2 separate regions of the Homo sapiens genome follow, and region 1 is linked to region 2. A link is a loop called in an ENCODE intact Hi-C map of the cell type or tissue named here. Cell type or tissue: HepG2. All regions are shown on one strand. Each heading gives the region's core, and the rest is flanking DNA. Links, peaks and the distances in the headings are about the cores only.

What was found. Peaks named below come from ENCODE experiments on the same cell type or tissue, not always from the same donor. Only the 100,000 strongest peaks of a DNase experiment are listed, where the experiment ranks them.
Region 1: it touches region 2 in a loop (5-fold over the local background); 4 of 110 quality-filtered maps call a loop at or near these places.

What each region holds. Positions count from the first base shown.
Region 1 is chr16:57,778,914-57,784,291 of GRCh38, forward strand. All of the region lies in intron 3 of KIFC3 (kinesin family member C3), which reads right to left. Among named protein-coding and RNA genes, the nearest start is that of MIR6772, 9.3 kb to the left of the region's middle. RefSeq lists an enhancer at 4,823-5,378. In HepG2, for the core only: a CTCF peak has its summit at 3,118 (motif pointing left); DNase peaks (open chromatin) are centred at 3,118 and 3,978.
Region 2 is chr16:57,838,471-57,843,848 of GRCh38, forward strand. It overlaps a transcript of KIFC3 not described here. Among named protein-coding and RNA genes, the nearest start is that of KIFC3, 39 kb to the left of the region's middle. In HepG2, for the core only: no CTCF peak of the experiment used is centred there; a DNase peak (open chromatin) is centred at 2,571.

The sequences.
Region 1 (5,378 bases), core at 193-5,192, 60 kb before region 2:
ATAAAGAAAATGAAAAACAAGTGCTGATAAGGATATGGAGAAACTGGAACCCGTGTGCACTGTTAGTGGGAATGTAAAATGGTGCGGCCACTATGGAAAACAGTATGATGGTTCCTCAAAAAATTAAAAATTGAACTATCATATGATCCAGCAATTCCATTTCTGGGTATATACCCAAAATAATTTAAAGGAGGGGTTCAAAGAGATACTTGTACACTCATGTTTATAGCAGCATTATTCACAGTAACCAAAAGGTGGAAGCAGCCCATGGATGGATGAATGGAAAAACAAAACAAACAAAACGTGGTATATCCATACAATGCAATATTACTCAGCCTTAAAAAGGAAGAAAATTCTGATGCATGCTACATAGATGAACTTTGAGGACATTATACTAAGTGAAATAAGCCAGTCACAGAAGGACAAATATTGGATGATTCCACTTACATGAGCAGTCAAACCCACGGAGACAGATGGCGAATGAGGAGTTACTCTTTAATGAGGCCCAAATTTCAGTAGCAGAAGATGAAAAGAGTTCTGGAGATGGATGGTGTATTAGTCAGTTTTCACACTGCTATAAAGAAATACCTGAGACTGGGTAATTTATAAAGAAAAGAGGTTTCATCAGGCATGGTGACTCACACCGGTAATCCCAGCACTTTGGGAGGCCGAGGCAGGTGGATCACTTGAGGTCAGGAGTCTGAGACCAGCCTGGCCAACATGGTGAAACCCTGTCTCTACTAAAAATACAAAAGCCGGGTGTGGTGGTGTACACCTGTAGTCCCAGCTATGCGGGAGCCGGAGACAGGAGAATCACTTGAACCCAGGAGGCGAAAGTTGCAGTGAGCTGAGATTGTGCCACTGTACTCCAGCCTGGGAGACAGAGACTCCATCTCAAAAAATAAAAATAAATAAATAAATAAATAAATAGATAGATAAATAAAAGAGGTTTAATTGACTCACAGTTCCACATGGCTGGGGAGGCCTCAGGAAACTTACAATCCTGGCAGAAGGAGGAGGAGACACAAAGCATGTCTTCTATGGCGGCAGGAGAGAGATAGTGAGCACATGAAGGGCAAACTGCCACTTTTAAACCATCAGACCTCATGAGAACTCACTATCACAAGAACTGCATGGAGGAAACCACCCCATGATCCGTTCACCTCTCACCAGGTCCCTCCCTTGACATGTGGGGATTACAATTCGAGATGAAATTTGGGTGGGGACACAGAGCCAAACTGTATCAGATGGTGATGGTTGTTGCACAATGAGAATGTACTGCTGCTGAACGTTACTCTCAAAAATGCTTCAGATCAGCCGGGCGCGGTGGCTCACGCCAATAATCCCAGCACTTTGGGAGGCTTAAGCAGGTGGATCACCTGAGGTCAGGAATTTAAGACCAGCCTGGCCAACATGGTGAAACCCCATCTCTACTAAAAATACAAAAATTAGCCAGGTGTGGTGGTGTGCACCTGTAGTCCCAGCTACTCAGGAGGCTGAAGTGGGAGAATTCCTTGAACTCAGGAGGCAGAGGTTGCAGTGAGCCGAGATCATGCCACTTCACTCCAGCCTGGGTGACAGAGCAAGATTCTCTCTCAAGAAAAAAAATATATATATATGCTTAAGATGGTAAATTTTATGTTACGTCTATTTTTAAAATGATTTAAAAAAAAAAAAAAGAAGAAGGCAGCAGCCAAACAAGACACATTTGAGGGCAAGATCTAGTTTTCCAGCCTGTGGTCTCTGAAGACAAATTTTTTTTTTTTTTTTTTTTTTTTTGAGATAGAGTCTTGCTCTGTCACCCAGGCTGGAGTGCAGTGGCGCAATCTTGGCTCACTGCAACCTCCACCTCCCGGGTTCAAGCAATTCTCCTGCCTCAGCCTCCCTAGTAGCTGGACTTACAGGTGTGCACCACCATGCCCGGCTAATTTTTGTATTTTTAGTAGAGACGGGGTTTCACCATGTTGGCCAGGCTGGTCTCGAACTCCTGACCTCAGAAGATCTGCCCACCTCGGCCTCCCAAAGTGCTGGGATTACAGGTGTGAGCCACCACACCTGGCCTGAAAACAATTTTTTAAGGTTCACTCTTGAGGTGCAGGGGGCAGGTAGGGAGTGCCGTGAGTGCCGGTCACAGTGGCTCATGCCTGTAATCCCAGCACTTTGGGAGGCTGAGGCAGTCAGATCTCTTGAGCCCAGGAGTTTGAGACGTGCCTGGGCAATATAGCAAGACTCCGTCTGGACAGAAAATACAAAAGTGGGCCAGGTGTGGTGGACACCTGTGGTCCTAGTTATTCAGGAGGCTTAGGTGGGAGGATGGCTTGAGCCCGGGAGGCAGGGGCTACAGTGAGCTGTGATCACGCCCCTGCACTCCAGCCTGGGTGACAGAGTGAGACCCTGCCTCAAAATAAAAAAGGAGTGTAGTGAGGTCTGGGCAGCATGTCACATTATTGGGAACTTCAGGAACCTTGAGGCCATGGCTCTAGGGACATTCACAAGAGGACAGGGGAACTCAAGGCCAGCAGGACATGGCCTGGGACTGTTGTTAACAACACTGGGGAGGGTCATCCCAACAGCCACAGCCTCCTGTGGTCACCAGACCAAGATGAGCAGCCTCTGTGGCCTGGGTCAGCTGGGTGCTCAAGGACTATGGGCCATTGGCCCAACTGCTCTCAGTAAATACAAACACCTCCTCCACCTGGCACAGCAATGAGGAGGTCTGAGAAGACTCCTGAGCTCCCACAAGCCCAGGTCCCAACAGTGATAATGGAGCCCCGTTAACTGAGTTGGCTTTGCCAGTAGGGCAGGGGGATTTCATAAGACCATTTTTCATCCCCTATTCCCCTGAGGTAGGTACTATTATTATCCCCATTTTACAGGAAGAAAAACTGAGCTCCTAAGAGGTTAAGCCTTGGTTAGGCAACTTACTTGAGGTCACCTGACCAGTAAGTGGTGGACCTAGGACCGGAACTCGCATCTGGCTGACCCTTGCAGAACCCTCACCCTTAACCATGGGGCCACACAGCCTTGCAGGAACAGCAGTGTGAGAAAGCAGCCGATCAGAAGCCAGTGGTGGATAGGGCTGGAAACACGGCACCATGGAAAACAAGGCAGAGTGTACCCCCTGGCGGGCTTTGCTTAGAGAGGCAAAGTTCAGAATTCCAGGAAAGTCCAAGTCTGAGTCAAACCACAGTGAGGCCAGCAGGAGACCAGGGCACACGGGAGTGACAGCTCACGATGCACCACACATTACAGTTGACCATCTTTTTTCTGTCCATTCTTACAACAGATCCACCCCCAAACTGCAATGCGACATTTGTGAGCCCCAGTTTAGAGACTGGGAAGTGAAGGCTCAGAGAGGAAGTGACTTCCTACAGCTGCCCAGCTGGCACATGGCACAGCCAGAATAGAATCCTGCTCACGGGATTCCAAATCCAAAACTCTCCCAGTAACAACAATGGTGGTGGCCACAGCAACACCAATGACTCACTAGGGATCATCTCATCACACCCTATTATTACATCCATCTCACAGATGAGGAAACTGACCTGCAGAGTGGTAATTAACTGTCCCAAGGTCACACAGCTAATAAGTAGTGCCAAAGTCAGGGTTTGAACCCAGCTCCAGGCCCATGTGGTTGGCCACATCTCCACAAGGTCGGGCCCTCCAGAGTATCTCAGAGACCTGGAGCTTCAGATACATCCCCTGAGAAATTTCCAGAAAAGAGCTGCAGTCAGAAGGTTCAAGGACAGGCTGGGCGCGGTGGCTCACGCCTGTAATCCCAGCACCTTGGGAGGCTGAGGCGGGTGGATCACCTGAGGTCAGGAGGTCGAGACCAGCCTGAACAACATGGTGAAACCCCGTCTCTACTGAAAAATACAAACAATTAGCCAGGCATGGTAGTGAATGCCTGTAATCCTAGCTCCTCAGGAGGCTGAAGTAGGAGAATCGATTGAACCTGGGAGGTGGAGATTGCAGTGAGCCGAGATTGCGCCATTGCATTCCAGCCTGGGCAACAAGAGCGAAACTCCATCTCAAAAAAGAAAAAGAAAAACAACATTCAAGGACAAAATGAGAACAAAGACCAGGAACCATTCTGAATTCCTAAGTCACTTGTGGGAGTGGGGTAAGCTCGGGGGTTCTCCTAAGAGAGGCTAGAGAGCTGGGGCTCAAATAACTAAAAAGGCTGGGATGTTTCCTCCTCACTTTCCCTTCTTAAAAAGTAAGTTGATTTTGTTAATTAAAGGAAAAAGTGTTTTCAAAAACCTCTTTAAAGTCACAAAAGGTTAGATACTACGATTTCACTTCTATGAAATGTTCAGAAAAGACAAATCCATAAAAACAGAAAGCAGATTAAAGGTTGCCAGGGGCTGTGGGGCAAGGAGCATGGGGAGTGACCATCAATAGGCCTGTTGGAGTGATGAAGACGTTTGGCAATGAGACACTGGTGATGGGTGCATTGCCACCTTAATATACTTACCACCGACCACCGAATTGTACACCTTCAAGGGGAGAATTTTATGGCATGTGAATTATATCTCCACAAAGCCCATTTTCTTTTCTTTTTTTTTTTTTTTTTGAGACAGAGTTTCACTCTTGTTGCCCAGGCTGGAGTGCAGTGGCGTGATCTCAGCTCACTGCAACCTTTCCCTCCCGGGTTCAAGCAATTCTCCTGCCTCAGCCTCCCAAGTAGTTAAGATTACAGGCGCCCGCCACCACACCCAGCTAATTTTTGTATTTTTAGTAGAGACGGGGTTTCACTATGTTGGCCAGGCTGGTCTTGAACTCCTGACCTCAGGCGATCCACTCACCTCTGCTTCCCAAAATGCTGGGATTACAGGTGTGAGCTACCACGCCCAGCCCACAAAGCCCTTTAAAAAACACTTATTTGCAAAATGAAGTGTCTGAAAAGCCTAACTGGGGAAGGTCAGGGAAGGAAGAGGGGCTGCTCAGCCTTTGCCTGAGGCCAGACACGTGTCCTTCAGGGTGGGCCCTGGACCCCCTGCAACCCCCCAAGGCGCTTGAGCCACACCTCTCCTACCACAAGTCCTTTTGCACTGGCTAGGCCTCAGCTCAGAGTACACTTTCCTCTGCTCTGTCCCAGAGCTCAGCTCAAGACGCCCAGGGACAAGCCCTCGAGGCCATGTGTGTGCCCATCCCAGTGAGCCCTTCCCACTTTCTGTGGGTGTGTGAAGCAAATGTCCGTTTTCCCCCAGGCAGAGCCTCCACCAGGTGGGAGCCTGCTGTCCACTGGGGTATCCCCCGTGCCCAGCTCAGTGCCAGTACAAAAGGGGCGTGCACAAATACCCAAGGGAGCAGGCGGGCATGCAGCAGGCAAGAGGATACAGGGCTAGCCTAGAGGAGTCCCCAGTTAGTGGGGA
Region 2 (5,378 bases), core at 238-5,237:
TCTCAAAGGTGCGGCTTCATGCATATCTATTACCAAGCACACGTAGACAAGACGGTGTTCGGAAAGCACAGCCCCGAGTGGGAAACAGGAGCTGTCAGCAAATCATTTTCACAGGAACAGGAAAATCTTTACGTGGAAAATATTGCTTTGGGACTTCCCCGGGAGGAAAGAACGAGCTGAAATTGATGGTGTTGCAGCTTCCATTTTCCAAAAAGCAAAATGCTTTTAAGACCATCAGGGTTACGCTTGATCATAGCTTTGCTTAATCCATTTCTTCACGGGTTTTGCCCTTGTCATCTTTGCTTCCTGAACCACTCCTGCACCTTACAGTCACCGCAAATCCCATCCCATAAAAATCTGTGGCGTCTCTGTGTGTGGAAATCAAACAACAAAAAGGCACCGCCATGTGTAGCTGCGTTACGCTTTCGGTGGAAAGATGACATGGATGAAATGGCCCCTGGGAAACACTGGGGAGGCCTGACTAGCAAGGTGCAGAGTGGGGGATTAATGGGGAGATACACAGGGCCTCTTACTAAAACTGAGAATAGCATTCTGTTGAAGAACCCTTATTTTGAGGCTGGGCACAGTGGCTCACGCCTGTAACATCAGCACTTGGGGAGGCCGAAGTGGGAGGATTACTTGAGGCCAGGAGGTCAAGGCTGCAGTGAGTTATGATCAAGCCACTGCACTTCAGCCTGAGTGACAGAGGGAGACCCTGTCTCTAAAAAAATTAAAAAGAAACCATATTTGGGGTGATGATATCCATCCCCTAAAATAATAAAGATTAGCTGGGCACAGTGACTCAAGCTTGTAATCCCAGCACTTTGGGGAGGCCAAGGCGGGAGGATCCCTTGAGCTCAGGAGTTCAAGACTAGCCTGGGCAACATGGGGAGACCCCATCTCTACAAAAAGGAAAAAAAAATTCCAGGCATGGTGGTGCACACCTGTGGTCCCAGCTACTTGGGAGGCTAAAGTGGGAGGATCACTTGGGATTGGGAGGTGGAGGCTACGGTGAGCCATGATCATCCCACTGCACTCCAGCCTCGGTGACAGAGCAAGACCATGTCTCAATAATGATAATAATAATAAAAAGATTATTTATAAATGTCTCTGTAACTGAAACACCCCCTCAAAAAAATCCTGTAAATTGGAGACCTTACCTATCATCGTTCCCTTCATTTTATTTTAAATTTCATTGAAATTTATCCTAAAGCACTTCCTGTGACTTGAAAATGCAGGCATTTTGGCTAACATTATTATTCATTTCTTTACATTTGAATGTAATAAACGTGTCAGGTTTATTTATCTGAACTTAAATCTAAGTTTTAGTGATTTTTTCCCCCCTGGATCTAAAATTCCATCATTCTTGAGCAACTCATATTTGTCAATTTGACAGCTTCTCCACTATTTTAAGCACTTTCCTTTTCATCACCATCCATTTCCATTAACAACTCCACTCTCCGCTGCCTAACAGACTCCTGGAACTGACTCCTCAAATTGGATTGTCCCCTCGCTGGCCCATTCCTCCCCAGCCTTCCCAGTCTCAGTAAATGGCCACAGTTGCTCTAGTCAGAAAACCTAGCTTAGCCAGCCAAGGTGGCTCACACCTATAATCCCAGCACTTTGAGAGGCCAAGGTAGGCGGATCACCTGAGGTCAGCAGTTCAAGACCAGCCTGGCCAACATAGCAAAACCTCGTCTCTACTAACAATACAAAAATTAACCAGGCGTGGTGGCGCGCACCTGTAATTCCAGCTGCTCAGGAGGCTGAGGCAGAAATATTGCTTGAACCCGGGAGGTGGAGGTTGCAGTGAGCTGAGATCGAGCCACTGAACTCCAGCCTGAGTGACAGAGCAAGACTCTGTCTCGAAAACAAACAAAAACCTAGCTTGCCAGACACAGTGGCTCATCCTATAATTCCAGCTACTAGGAAGGATCCTTGAGCCCAGGAGTCAAGACTAGCCAGGGCAACATAGCAAGACCCTGTCTGTAAAAAAATAAAAGTTAAAGGCTGAGCACGGTGGCTCATGCCTGTAATCCCAGCACTTTGAGAGGCCAAGGTGGGCAGATCACCTGAGGTCGGGAGTTCGAGACCAGACTGGCCAACGTGGGGAAACCCCGTCTCTACTAAAAATACAAAATTAGCCGGCCATGGTGGCGCATGGCTGTAATCCCAGCTACTCGGGAGGCTGAGGCAGGAGAATCACTTGAACCCAGGAGGCAGAGGTTGTAGCTAGCCGAGATCTCGCCACCGCACTCCAGCCTGGGCAACAAGAGCGAAACTCTGTCTCAAAAAAAAAAAAAAAAAAGTTAAAATAAACCTAGCACAGGTTCTCTCCCTCCTCACCCCAGCTGTCACCAAGTCAAATGGGTTCTACACGCAAGACAATGTCAAACCTGGCCACCTCCCACCTTTGTCCCAGATGTCTTTGGAAGCCTCACCAGCAGATACTAGGCTTCCTGTGTCCACACTCCGGCTTTCTGGCGATCCTCCTCCACCAGGCAGCCAGAGGGACCTTGTGAAGGCATAGCTTCAACCCTGTCACGTTCTGCAGTCTCTTCTTCAGCAAATATTTGCACACCTACTCTGGACAGTGCTGTTCTAGCCCTTGCTGGACCTTGCGTTATCAGCAGAGACGGAACAATAGACGAAAATCAAAGAGTGAAATTTAGAGTGTGATAGAGGACCGTAACAGTGGTGGAAAAAAATAATTCAAAGGAGGACATGGAGGGATGGGTGGCTGAATTTTTTCCAGCTCTTGAAGTAGGGAGTTGTAATTTCTAGTAGGGTGGTCAAGGAAGGCCCCACTGAAAGGGGCATCTGAGACCTGAAGGAGGTAGGGAAGTGATCCACAAAACACCCAGAAGAGCTGCCACCCTCCTAAAGTTCCCTATTACATTAAAATGAAACCCAGGCCAGGCGCAGTGGCTCACGCCTGTAATCCCAGCACCTTGGGAGGTTGAGGTGGGTAGATCACTTGAGGCCAGGAGTTTGAGACCAGCCTGGGCAACATGGTGAAACCCCATCTCCATTAAAAATACAAAAAATTAGCCAGGCCTGGTGGCATGTGCCTGTAAACCCAGCTGCTTGGGAGGCCGAGGCAGGAGAATTGTTTGAAGCCGGGAGGTGGAGGTTGCAGTGATCTGAGATCGTGCCACTGCACTCCAGCCTGGGGGACAGAGCGAGACTGTCTCAAAAACAAAAACAACAACAACAAAACCCAGAATGAAACCCAAACTCTTTCCCATCGCCCATGAGACCTTATAGCATTTGCCAAGGGCCTCTCAAATGCGCGTTGCCCTCAGTTCCAGCTCTCCAGCTGCATGAGTCTCTTGTGTCTGTCACCATGCCAGGCTCTCCCCATTTCAAGGTCTTGGCTCTGGCTGTCCCCCTGTCTGGGACACCCCATCCACCCCCCACACACCCCATCCCCACCTCCTCCCCTCTTCTCAAGGGTGGCTCCTGTCTTTCTACTCTTAGGCCTTAAAAATGTCACTTCCTCGGAGAGGCCTTCCCTGACCATCCCCACCGGCCATCTCCTGCCTTCTCCCTGCGTTTGAATCTCCTCATGCTTCCTTAGCCAGGCATGGTGATGTGCACCTGTAATAGGTCCCAGCTACTTGAGAGGCTGAGTCAGGAGAATTGCTTGAACCTGGGAGGTGGAGGTTGCCGTGAGCTGAGATCGTGCCACTGCACTCCAGCCTGGGCAACAGAGCGAGACTCCGTCTCAAAAAAAAAAATAAAAAATCTCCTCATGCTTCTTAGCGCTGTCTGAAATGATCTTGTTCACTAACTGCCTCCCCCACCTGGAATGCAAGCTCCAGGGGGTCAGAAATGTGCTTGCTGGGCCAGGGTCAGAGCCCCCTGTGTCTGGAACGGTATGGAGTGGACATTCACTGCATATTTATGGAGTGAAGAAATCAATCCATCAAGTAGAACTGGGTAACAAACTTGTAAATAATTCATGCAGTCCAGTGCAGCAGAGCGGGAATCACTCAAAAACTCACATCCAATGCCAGCCTCAGGCTCCACCATTTTATCAACAATGAGAACAACAACAGCAGCAAAAATAATTCAATAATAATTCAATAATTCAATTTCGTAATTCAGTAACACTGTTCAATCAGACTAACAACTTGGGCATTGACTCGAAGCCTCTGTCGTTTGCTTTCTCTTTTCATCCCATAACAACCCATTATTATATTATCTTATTATAACATCCTAATAATAGCCCATTATTCTCATTTTAACAGGTCCAAAAACTGAGGTTTAGGAGATGTTTTGTGGCTGAGATCACACAGCCAGTACAGAGAGAGTTCAGGTCCCAACACTAGGCCACACAATTATGTTCCAATTCCTCTAAATAAATATCATAGAGCAGCCGGGCACAGTGGCTCATGCCTGCAATCCCAGCACTTTGGGAGGCCAGGGCAGGAAGATCGCCTGAGGGACAGGAGTTTGAGACCAGCTTGGCCAACAAGGTGAAACCCCGTCTCTACTAAAAATATAAAAATTAGCCAGGCATGGTGGTGCAAGCCTGTAATCCCAGCTACTCGGGAGGCTGAGGCATAAGAATTGTTTGAACCCAGGAGGCAGAGGTTACAGTGAGCCGAGATCACACCATTGCACTCTAGCCTGGGCAATAAGAGTGAAATTCTGTCTCAAAAAATATATATATAAATATAAATGTAAATAAATAAATATCATACAGCACCTACTCTGTGCCAGGAACTGTGTATAAAAGAATCTCACAGGCAAATCAGGGCAAAATATTTCAGACAAAAGGATTTTCAATTAATTCTGAACCACTTGACAGAGATTCAACCATGAGACAGTCAGAATATGAACACTGACCACCTTTATTGGGTACTTCCTGCCAACAAGGCCTTGGACCGCACACTTCACCTGCTTTGCCTCATCACTACTTACTGTTGGCCCATTTCACAAAGGAGGAAACTGAGATACAGGCTGGTCCAGTGACTTGCTCAAGGCCCTTGCCAGGAACTGATGGCGCTGGGTTCTGATGCCCTGGTGCCCTGGCTGCATAGACACTCATCATTAGAAAAATGGGGTGGTCAGCCTGTAATCCCAGAACCTTAGGAGGCTGAGACAGGAGGATCACTTGAGCCCAGGAGTTCAAGACTAGCCTGGGCAACACAGCAAGATCCCATCTCTACCAAAATAAGACACAAACAAACAAAATCCCTGGTGCTCAGTGAGTCAGATCTGGGCAGTTGGCAGGAGCTTCTGAGGGTATAGAAAATACTGGAAATACCTAAATTGAATACCTTTAGACATGTTTGCAAGGCCTAAAGGAAAACATCTATACTCCACCCTGGAGATGTTTCTTTCCTTGGCCGGGCATGGTGGCTCACGCT